Linked DNA regions of Homo sapiens: regions 1 and 3 are each linked to region 2. A link is an interaction called in ENCODE POLR2A ChIA-PET data of the cell type or tissue named here. Cell type or tissue: MCF 10A. All regions are shown on one strand. Region 1 has its middle 35 kb from the start of LIPC. Region 2 overlaps MINDY2 (MINDY lysine 48 deubiquitinase 2). Region 3 overlaps ADAM10 (ADAM metallopeptidase domain 10).

The links. Peaks named below come from ENCODE experiments on the same cell type or tissue, not always from the same donor. Only the 100,000 strongest peaks of a DNase experiment are listed, where the experiment ranks them.
Region 1: POLR2A ChIA-PET joins it to region 2 with 5 read pairs; 2 of 35 experiments call an interaction of 5 or more read pairs at or near these places.
Region 3: POLR2A ChIA-PET joins it to region 2 with 6 read pairs; 8 of 35 experiments call an interaction of 5 or more read pairs at or near these places.

What each region holds. Positions count from the first base shown.
Region 1 is chr15:58,394,737-58,398,736 of GRCh38, forward strand. No RefSeq gene overlaps it. Among named protein-coding and RNA genes, the nearest start is that of LIPC, 35 kb to the right of the region's middle. In MCF 10A, no CTCF peak of the experiment used is centred here; a DNase peak (open chromatin) is centred at 1,655.
Region 2 is chr15:58,791,709-58,795,708 of GRCh38, forward strand. All of the region lies in intron 2 of MINDY2 (MINDY lysine 48 deubiquitinase 2), which reads left to right. Among named protein-coding and RNA genes, the nearest start is that of MINDY2, 22 kb to the left of the region's middle. In MCF 10A, no CTCF peak of the experiment used is centred here; a DNase peak (open chromatin) is centred at 2,323.
Region 3 is chr15:58,737,164-58,741,163 of GRCh38, forward strand. The region is part of intron 1 of ADAM10 (ADAM metallopeptidase domain 10); the gene reads right to left. Among named protein-coding and RNA genes, the nearest start is that of ADAM10, 11 kb to the right of the region's middle. In MCF 10A, no CTCF peak of the experiment used is centred here; no DNase peak of the experiment used is centred here.

The sequences.
Region 1 (4,000 bases), 400 kb before region 2:
ATGTGCTAGTGAGGGATACAGAGTTGAGAGCAAGGGGCTGGGCTTGAGTGGCCATTGTGAGTCGCCAAGTGACACAGTTGATTGCCAGAGGTTCTATAAGGCCATTGAGGTCAGAGATGGACATCACATCAACAAGGAAGCCACCAAGCCCGGAAGGTGCTAAAAGAGCACACCCAGGGGACCCCACCATGAATGTGTCAGTAGCAGGTGCACAAGGACAGAGGCCATGGCCAGAAAGAGTCCCGCTGGAGGTCAGAGGAAGCTGGGACACACAGCACTCTCACCAGGAACCTCTCCCTGAAGCAGAGAGGATGCAGAAGCTTCTCTTGTTTGAAGGCACTGAGGAATGTCAGAGGGAGGGGAGACCCTCTGAAATCACCCACAGGGAGTCTGAACTTCAAATTGACTAATTGCTACAAAGGCCATTTTAACCCAGAAAAGACTGAGTTGTTTTTAATTCACAAGTATAAGTCATAGTGTGTGGCATGATGGAAGTGGAACTGACCTTTCCAAATCTGAGTATGGCCACGGCAGCATCTCCACCGTCTCCCTCACACACACATGCTGTAAGTTCATGTGCAGTCAATCATGAGCGCCTGTCAAGGTGTAGCTAGAGCAGAAAGATCTGGAAGCCTTCTTGAAAGCAGAAGGAAAGAAGGAAGACGATTAGGTGGGCGAGAGCATTGGGGGTGTGGTAGGAAAGAAAAAGAGGGAGAAATCCACCTGAAGGATAGCAATAACTAACACTATCGAATGTTTCTCACATAGCAGGCACTTTGCATCCTCATAACTCCAAGTGTGGCCTGGAGACCAGCAGGCATCACCCAGAGCTTGTTAGAAATACAGAATGTCAGCTTACTCCCTAGACCTACTGACTAAGAACCTGCGTTTTAATGTGATCCCAGGTGACTTGTGTGCTTGTTAGAGTTTGAGAGGTGCTACATTACATGATTTAATGTCATTAGTTTAATTCAACAATTCTATCCATTCAAAATGATTTTCTCATTTTGCAGATGAGGAAGCTGAGATCCAGCCAAGTTCACATATCTAGTAAGTGACAGAACCTAGATACCAACCCAAGCATCCTGACTCCAGAGCCTTCTTCGCTGTACCAAAGGCTTAGGTCACTCCACTTGTTTGTTTCTGGTCAAACATGTGTTGACAATTGTGTGGATGCACACCTAGAATGTTTTGGAAAGATCTGTGAAAATATGGCAGTGACAAGATTTCCTTTTCCAATATGTTTTCCAAAGTAAAACACCAGACATTCATGATTCAACCCATGTCTGGGATTCTGCACGATCAAGTGCCCTCAGTATTTTAAGCTTTTGGATAATTCATAGCTATCATGTCTAAATTGTTCTGCTTGTTCTAAATTTGCCCTGCATGTGTACCTTTCAAGATAAGTTCTTTCAGCTGATAAACTCCTGTTTTTAAATGCAAATGTGTTTTGAAATGTATCTGTTCCATCATTTCTCCCTCAAAATCATACTATAGCTGAATTACTCAAAAGGAATTCTAGCAAAGCACACAACATTTTCGAGCATAAGCCTGTGATGCTTTTCATCTAAAAAGGTGACTAACAGCTTGCATAAGCTTATAACCAGACTTAAAGCTTAAAATCCCTGTGGAGTTTGCAAAGGGCATTGCGAAAGCCAGCCAAACCTGGGAGACATAAATGTCTTTGCATGCTGACTTATCTACCAGTCACGAAACCAGTCTGGTTTAAAATTGCTGTTATTCATTTCAGCTCCACAACCTTTATTTTCATGACAGTGAGTTGAAATAGCACTCTTACCTCTGTTAAGAAAAACAAGAAATGACTTCTATCTAACAAATGTTAATTAGGGCACACGATGTGGTGGAAAGAGTCATGAAGTGAGATGAAACCTGTGCACTGATATGTGGCATCGGGTGGGTAATTATAAACATACACTTGAAAAAAAAATGAATGACATGGAGTCCCGGGTCCAGAATTAACCAGTTTTGTGGCCCTGGGGGAAGACACTCTCCTCTCTAAGTTCATTTTCCTTGGACTCAGTGATTTCCTAAGATTCCTTCTCACTTCGCAGTCTCAAATTTAAAATCAGATCTTAATTATGTACTAAGTAAATATAGCATACTTAATTTGAAGGATGGCATACTGATAAAGATAGTTAAGAAGATGACAAGGCAGCATGGAAATTAGTCGTTACATAATACAGAACACAAAATGTTGTTTATGATCTCCAAAACTACGTAAGATGCTGCATGCATTTGAACAAAAGCTGAAAGGAAAGAGCGGGCAAAGAAAACAGAGTGAGATCACAGGTGGGTCACCTTTCCTTATATTTTGATGCCACTATTTGCTTTTTGTTTTATGTTTAAAAGCGATACTTTTAGGGAAGCATTTCTTCATGTTTTATGGAAGAACTGTTTGCCTGGCAGTTTGCTGTCATTTATTTTCTCAGCTTCCAAAATAGTGTTAGCCAGGTTGATCTCGTTGCTATTTATGGACTGTGTTACCTTCCAGAGCTCAATATTGTTTCCAAAGTTGTCACAGCAAGGCAGCCCCCATCCTCTCAGCCCAAACCCGCAACCACAGCCACGGGCTCTACCCTTGCTTTTCCCTACACTGCTGATGGGGAGAGGACAAATACTGAACAGAAAGGTCAAACTGGAGCACCTCAGGTGGGAAGGGACCCCAGAGTTTGTGCCATCCTTCCTCTGGGGTAGCCCATGTACTATCTACCTGGTTCATGAAGAAGCCCAGCTCTGCCCACTTTGATCCACCCCGAGGGCCTCTGCAGTGTGTCTCTGCTCCCCACTGTGGCAGCATTGGATTGAACCAGTGCCAAGCCCCTGACCCCAGATGGCCAGTCAGAGCCTCTTTCCTGGACATCTGAAATTGGGACTAAGAAAGAACCTCTCTCGAGAAGGTAAAATCAAAAACGTGTCAGCACATCAGCTTGGGTGCTATGGGATAGGCTATTGCCATGTGGACTGTAAAAGCAGAGAAAGTTCTCATGAGGGGCAGCATGCCAGTGAGGAGAGAAAGTGTCTGGATGGCTTTTTGCACCCTGTTCCAGCCTCTTCCTGCGGGACTGCGGCAGCCTGTCCTTGGGTTCTGTGAAACAGACTGAATCCCTATAATGAAGTATTTTTTTGAGCTTAAGCTAAGGCAAGTTGGTTTATGTTACTTGCCATCAAAAGCGTTCTGATATAGCTTCCCTCCCTCCCTCAGTTAACTGAGGGACCCTCCGTCCCACATGCCACTGGAGGCCCTGTGTGACCCTAATGCCCTTCCTGGCCTCCCACTCCACATTTCAGCCACGCTGGACCCCATGTGGCTGTGCCACAGGCCTCCTTACCTTGTGTCTCTGGGCTCTGCTAGCTGCTTTGCCTGAAATGTTCAGCAGCCCACTAATCTCCCTCTCCAGCCTCCCCAGGCAGGTAAAAAATTCCTGGCTGCAGGGGCTGCTTACCTCCCTTGACTTTCAGCCTTGCATGTGATTAAAACACTCTAGACAGAGAGCTGCCTGGGATGCTGGGAACCACTCTTTCTAATCCATGCTAGCCAGAACAGGCTTTGAGCTTACAGAGAGCAGGTCCTCCCAGGGAAGCTGAGGGAGACAAACCTCCTTGCTGCAGCCTGAGATGATGTTGTACTCATTAGGTTTGGCTGCGTTCTTTGTTTATAAGGATTTCTTGTGCACCCAGGTTAAAGGCAGGCAGTGCTCAGCAGCCATGTGCTTACTGAGGAATCAACACCATAGTGCAAAAGTAGATGTGGGGACTTTTTACCTTCTAGGGCACAAGTGAACGGAGAGAGGTTCTCCGGATATGCCTGGGTAAGAGGAAGACCTCACCCCCAAAAGATTGTCTGAAGAGCAGAAAATGTGCACATTTTAATCCCTGAGTTGAAAGGAATGGCAAATAATAACATTACACAGTGCCTACATATAGAGCATACACAGTGCTTCACAAAAGCCCTCTAACATCGGTGGTATTATTATCCCTG
Region 2 (4,000 bases):
ATAATATAAATTAAATTTAATAGCCACATATTGCTACTGGCTACTGTATTAGACAGTACAAGTCTAGCCTGTAAATATATATTTACAGACAACATATATAAACAGTAGTTAGATTGGGTGAGATCATTAAGGGAAGGAATGTAGTAGATAAAAGAAAAGGTCAGTAGACCGAGTCTGGGATATGCCAGTGATTAGAAGGTGGGGAAGGAGAAAGAGCCGGCACGGTCAGCCAGGTAGAAGAAAAATAGGAGGCTGTGATTTCCTAGAATCGTAATGAAGAAATGTTTCAAGGAAGAGTGAGAGATGAGCTGAATCAAATGCTGCTAATAGCTCAGGCAGGAGGAATACTAAAAATTGACTGTTGATTTAGCCATAAGGAGGTCATTGATAACCTTGATGAGTGTATGGAATGAAAACCTGACTGGAAACAAGAAAAAACTGGAAACCCTCACACCTAGCCAGTAGAAATGTAAAATAATACAGCCACTTTGGAAAGCAGTTTGGCAATTCTTTAAAAAGTTAAACAGAATTACCGTATGACCATGAAATATCATTCCTAGGTATTTACCCAAGAGAAGTGAAAACGTATGTCCATACAGCTTGTATAAAAATGTTCAGGCCACACGCGGTGGCTTACGCCTGTAATCCCAGCATTTTGGGAGGCCAAGGCAGGTGGATCACAATGTCAAGAGTTTGAGACCAGCCTGGCCAACATGGTAAAACCCCGTCTCTACTAAGAACATAAAAATTAGCCGGGCGTGGTGGCACATGCCTGTAATTCCAGCTACTCGGGAGGATGAGGCAGAAGAATCGCTTGAACCCGGGAGGCGGACGTTGCAGTGAGCCGAGATCATGCGATTGCACTCCAGCCTGGGCGACAGAGCAAGACTCTGTCTCAGGGGGAAAAAAAGAAAAATGTTCAAAGCAGTATTATTCATAGTAGTCAAAAAATGGAAACAACCGAAATGTCTTATCAACTGATGAGCAGATAAATATAGATTTGTACAGTGGAATATTATTCAGCCATAAAAAGGTATGAAGTACGAATACATGCTATAACATGGATGAACCCTGAAACTTTTAAGTGAAAGAGGCAAAGTACAAAAGACCATATAGTGTATGATTCCATCTATATGAAACATCCATTAGCCAGGCTGGTGGTGCGTGCCTATGGTCCCAGCTACTTGGGAGGCTGAGGTGGGAGGATCACTTGAACCCAGGAGTTTGAGACTGCAATGAGCTATGACCATACCACTGCATTCCAGCCTGGGTGAGAGAGCAAGAACCTTATCTCTAAAAAATGAAAGTTTAAAAAAACCAGAATAGGCACATTTATAGAGACAGAAAGTAGATTAGTGGTTGCTTAGGGCTGGGGAAGAGATGGGGTGAAATGGGGGTTGACTGCTAATGGGTACAGGGTTTCTTTTAGGGAAGACCAAAATGTTCTAAAATTAGATCATGGGACTGGCACAGTGGCTCACGCCGTAATCCCAGCACTTTGGGTGCTTGAGGTGGGTGGTTCACTGGAGCTCAGGAGTTCAAGACCAGCCTGGGCAACATGGCAAAACCCCGTCTCTACTAAAAATACAAAAAATTAGTCGGGTGTGGTGGCACATGCCTGTAGTCCCAGCTACTTGGGAAACTGAGGAGGAGAATCGCTTGAACCCAGCAGTCGGAGGTTGCAGTGAGTGGAGATAACACCACTGCACTCCAGCCTGGGCGACAGTGAGAAACTGTCTCAAAAAATAAGTAAATAAATAAATAAATTTAAAAAATAAAATTAGATTATGATGATAGTTTCATAATCCTGTGAATATACAACAAAAAATAATTGAATTGTACATTTTAAGTGAGTAGCTTGTATCGTATGTGGATTATACCTCAAAGCCATTTTATAAAAGAGAAAACTAGAGAAAGGGAACTGCAAAAAATACTTTATACAAATAGAAAAATTAGCCTTAGATAGTTCATCCATGGTAATAGGAGGAAAGACAGACTGTATTACAAATAGGTGCAGGTAGGTGGGTGGATGTGGTTGCAGCGCGTCTCTTGAGTGCTTCTATTTTCTCAATGAAATAGGAAACAAAGTCATCAGCTGGGAGTGAGGATGAGGGGAGGAGTTGTTGAAAGTAAGAGGGAAGGTATAAAATAATTGGTTAGAGAAATGGGAGATTGAATGGATTAGAGAGCTGTGGTATGATTTTTGGGTGTTACCTTTGAGGTTAGTGAAACCAGCCAGCATGGTGTTATGTTTTCTCAGTCACGTTCAGCTGCACGAGTCCAGGCCTGAATAATGGGAGGCCAGGATTTAACCAGAGCTGGACTTTTGCCTGATGAGCGTGTTGACGAAAGAATCTAGGGTATGTTGCTCTACATGTTGCCAGTGGTGGGGCCAGGGTTGTGCGGTGGGGGAGGAGGGGAGGAATCTAAGGTATGAAGGTGTGTATAGAGAGTGATTATAATTATGGGCCATAGAATTTAAGCTGCGTAAAGAGGAAATGATGTAAGTGTGTTGAAGGAAAATGTAATGAGATTAATGGATTGTAGGTCTTGATTCCTGATAGAGCTGAGGAATTTTTGGTAATAATGAAACTGTATTACCATGGGAAATGAGTTTCTGAGATAAAGTAGAATAAAAGTTTTTTTTGGGGTGTGTGTGTGTGTGTGTGTGTGTGTGTGTGTGTGTGTTTTAAGAATAAAATATTTTTGTTGGAGAAGAGGTCAAGGAACAGACAGGCAGGGTATTGGAAGAGACATCTCCATACATATTGAAATTACCAAAAATTATGGGATTTTTGTTGGAGAAAGTGAGCTAAGAATAAAGGGGATTGGCCTGAAGGTCAGGAGATAACTGCAACAAGGTGGGTAGATAATGGGTAGAATTATCTGAGTTTTAAAACTGAGGAGTTTAGGGAGGAAGTGGGGAGAGAATGACAGGAGCAAGTGGATACCTATTCCACTTTGAGGTTCACTGGTAAAAGAAGTATGAGAGAGAACAGAACTATCACTTAAGAGAACTGCATTGTCGTCAAGACAGAGCCAAATACTCAGATAATAAGGTGAAGGGAACATTCAGAGGAGTTGAATACCTAGGGAATTTGCTAATGGCAGACTATGAGTTACAGAGAACACTGAAATTCAAGATAAGAATTTAGAAGTCATCAGTATAAAAATGGTATTTAAATCTGTGGAAGTTGGGCCGGGCGCAGTGGCTCACGGCTGTAATCTCAGTACTTTGGGAGGCCGAGGTGGGCTGATCACGAGGTCAGGAGATCGAGACCACGGTGAAACCCCGTCTCTACTAAAAATACAAAAAAATTAGCCGGGCGTGGTGGCGGGCGCCTGTAGTCCCAGCTGCTCGGGAGGCGGAGGCAGGAGAATAGCGTGAACCTGGGAGGCGGAGCTTGCAGTGTACCGAGATCGCGCTACTGCACTCCAGCCTGGGCACCAGAGCGAGACTCGTCTCCAAAAAATAAATAAATAAATAAATAAATCTGTGGAAGTTGATAAGATAATAGAGAAAAGAAGAGGGGTCCAAGATTCTCCCTTGAAGTTTCCCAGCATGCAGAGATTAGGTGGAGCAGTGTTTCAACTTTCTTTTCGTTATTGCCATTCTGAGGGGCCTTTATAGACACTTTTGTCCTAATGGCTCACTTCAGGACATTTTAATACTGTAGATATATAGTATGTGTTATTTTGTTTTGTTTTGTTTTTTGAGACGGAGTCTTGCTCTGTTGCCCAGGCTGGAGTGCAGTGGCGCGATCTCAGCTCACTGCAAGCTCCACCTTCGGGTTCACGCCGTTCTCCTGCCTCAGCCTCCTGAGTAGCTGGGACTACAGGCGCCTGCCACCACGCCCAGCTAATTTTTTGTATTTTTAGTAGAGACAGGGTTTCACCGTGTTAGCCAGGATGGTCTCGATCTCCTGACCTCGTGATCCACCCGTCTCGGCCTCCCAAAGTGCCGGGATTACAGGCGTGAGCCACTGCGCCCAGCCTATCG
Region 3 (4,000 bases), 55 kb before region 2:
ATCCGCCTTTTAAAAAATTATTTTTCCTAATCACAGAAGTGCATTATGAATCTTACTACCCAGAAAATTGGTATCTGTTCTCTAAAAATGATTACATATATATTTATCTATGACAAAACTGAAATGGTTTTATGCGTGTTCTTTCTGTAAGCTGCTTTTCTCCCCTCAAATGTAAACATTTTTTCACATCCAAAAAATAAAATACCTTCTATAAAGAACCTGACTGACTAAAAGGCAAATTCTTCAAATACTGTAAGTACAAAGAACCTAAATTACGCTTTAAGGGTAAAATTAGCCTACATGTAAAGGCAAGATCTGGCTTCCCTCAACTGATAACTACTATTTGACTTTCCTGACTCTGGATAAGTAACCCTCCCTGATCCTCCTCTCTCATTTATAAAATGAAAATAACAACACGTATCTCATAGAGATGCTGTGAAGACCAAGTTAATATATGATACACAAAATGATCTAACAACAGTGCCTGGCATTAAGTACCCCAACAAATGCCAGCCATTGTGATTTTTTTCCATATTCCATGGGTAGGTAGCATCTTACTTCCCAAGTACCCTTCTAAGCAAAAGCTTCCTTCCCAATCCTTGAACCCAAAACTTACAATCTTCTGTTCCAATCTACTAAATTAAAGAATTGTGCAAAAAAATACGGAATGAAAATTTCATTAACATCAGGAGAAAAAACAAAGAATAACTCTCTGATAGTGGGTCACCATCATCACCTTGGTGTGAGACAGAAATATCATATAACAAGCAAGTTTTTTCCTATCTATACCCAAAAAGTTGGCTATACAATCTTAAGAATGGGAGAGGAAAATCTGCAATAATGTTTTGATATTACAGATCTTCCTATTTACAGAAAAACTCAATTACAATAAATGAGAGGATATAAGAGTAAGCTAAGCATGGCATATTTGCATTCCTCAAAAAAAATTACTTGTAATCAACTTGTTTTCAACAGACTTTTCACTTGCATAATTTCAAAATGAGGTACCAACAGCATTTTTCCCCAACATAAAAATATATTTCCTTCCTACTGAGTCATCAACTACATGTCATAGGCATCATACTGTGTTGACCAATGCTTCCTTTATTTGATAATACATATTCACTCAGATCTTCAGGCACTAAATACCACTAACAAAACTGTTCTCCTGTATGACAAAGGTAGGCTTCCAGGAACTATCATGCCCTATATTCCAGCAATATATTTAAGTGCCTTTAATGCACTCTTTGAAAAGCTACTTCTACAATGTGAATTCAAACTTAAGCCAGTACCTATTTTTTCACTAGAAATCAGTCAAATCATCTTCTAGAAGCAAACAGCTACACCTAACAGTTACAAGTTAAAGTTCAAGATAGGAGGGAGTGTCTACAATTAAAAGCCTATTTCAACATACCCACTTTTTGAAATCAGCTAGTCTCTAAGAAGTAAAAATAACACAAGCTGGCTCAGAAGTCTAAGTAGCTCTTTTATAAATTATATACAAAGGGCTGAAAACACGAATGATTAAAATCTATTGAATGTATTAAATTTATACCACTAACTTATGAAATACAATTTAAAAATCAAAAAATTGAAATGTGTACGTAAGATTTCTATGCTGATTTGAAATTCTTTTATACAATCTTTTTTTATTCTTTTTTTCTGAACCTGTGGGTTATATTGAATCTTTTATACAATTTCTAATAAGACACAAGTACAGACAGTAATAGAGTATGACTTTCAACCTGCCTACATCACTTTCACACTCACACAGCCACCACCTCACTTTTGATATACATCTGTCCCACTCCCTGCATTTCATCTTAAACCCATTGTCATTAACTCACCCTTTTCCCATAAGATATCCCAAAACATCCGCCACTGCCCCTAGCTGAGAACCACTATGCCAAAGCTTGCTCTACATTAAAGAAAAAGGGCTCCTCCCTACTAAATGGCCTACTGCTCCTAGAGATCATGGAGTTACTAAGAGATTTCTGCTACTGGATGGATACAAGTGAATTTTATGGGCTACCAAGAAAATTTATAAATTCTTAAATTTTGGGCCGGGCGCGGTGGCTCACGCCTGTAATCCCAGCACTTTGGGAGGCCAAGGCAGGTGAATCACGAGGTCAGGAGATTGAGACCATCCTGGCTAACATGGTGAAACCCCGTCTCTACCAAAAATACAAAAAAAAAAAAAAAAATTAGCCAGGCATGGTGGCAGGTGCTTGTAGTCCCAGCTACTCGGGAGGCTGAGGCAGAAGAACGGCATGAACCTGGGAGGCGGAGCTGGCAGTGAGCCGAGATAGCACCACTGCACTCCAGCCGGGGTGACAGAGCGAGACTCCGTCTCAAAAAAATAAATAAATAAATAAATAAATATTTTCAAAAAATAAATTCTTAAATTTTATAAATTCTTGCCAAAATTAAATTCTGATTTCCGAACCAATTTATAAGCATCAGTGCCAATCCATCTCCAAAGCTGTCAACAAAACTGTCCTCTCCGTTATGCTAGATTAGAATACCTAACCTTTATAATACACATTTGAGGGTTCTGATAATATGCTGTACTAATTGGAGGAGGTCACTTTCTAATTTTACTACAGCAATATTCCAATTTTAACAAAAATCATTATGACATTCAGTTTCATGTAATGAGACTATTTCCATAATATAGCTGACAGCCAGTACCATGAAGGCTGCTTCACTAATGCCAATATCTGCTGAATGAAAACGGGTGCATAACATGTATCCAGAAGTCCAGTCCACTTCCTAAGCAATGTATTTAACAATTCTGTAGTCTTAATAACACATATTATAAAATCCTAATGTGAGTGAGACACTGTGCTAGGTCCTAAAACATGAAGACTAAGAATAAAGTTACTTCCCTCTTAACATTGTCTTTCTAGTGAAGACACAGATCAGTAACTTAACTATAAAGCTTGAAATAAAGAACAGCAATATCAAAGCTCGGCATGGTGGCTCATGCCTGTAATCCCAAAACTTTGGGAGGCTGAAGGAGGATCACTTGAGGTCTAGAGTTCGAGGCCAGCCTGGCCAACATGGTGAAACCCCGTCTCTACTAAAAATACAAAAATGAGAAGGGCCTGGTGGCAAGTGCCTGTAGTCCCAGCTACTCGGAGGCTGAGGCACAAAAATCGCTTAAACCCAGAAGGCAGGGGCTGCAGTGAGCCAAGATCGCACCACTGCATTCCAGCCTGGGCATCAGCGCGAGACTCTGTCTCTAGGGAAGAAAAAAAAAAAAGAACAGCAATATCTATAAAATAGAAAAAATATGGTATAAACAGGAATGACATGATTTCATTTTTTACTACTTATACATATCTCAGTGTCTGCTTTGCATACTTATGCGTTTTAACTACACTTTACATTTTTCTTGTATTTATTTATTTATTTTTGGCATAGAAACAGGGTCTTGCTATGTTAACCAGGCTGGTCTCAGACTCCTGGCCTAAACTAATCCTCCGAGCTTAGCTTCCCAAAGTGCTGGGATCACAGACATGAGCCACCACACCCAGCCATTAACTATACATTAGTTTTTTAAAGGTATACAGAACTACACAAATACTATAAATTCGTAATAGGCATTTTAAAAGACTACATGATTAATATTAAAAAGTGATAAAATTGTGTTGAAGGAGGAATTACGGATTTTCTTTAATTCTATTTTCTAATGTTTGGTAATGATGTTCTAATATTCCAACTACTAAAAATAGATTTTATCCATCTGTATTTTGTAACTAATAGATTCCAAATGAAAGCAGGTCTGGAAACGACATAATTTTAATAATATTTATATAGTACTTTAAAGTCTTTAGCACTTTTACAAATTATCCCACTTAATTCCTAGGAAAAGGGGTAGTAAATTAATACCCCATCAAATCATAGAGAATTCTATGTGTTCTTTTGAAAGCTAAATTCAAAGTTCAAATGTATGCACACGTGTGTCCTGCCATCATCAATACAAGCAAAAACAGAT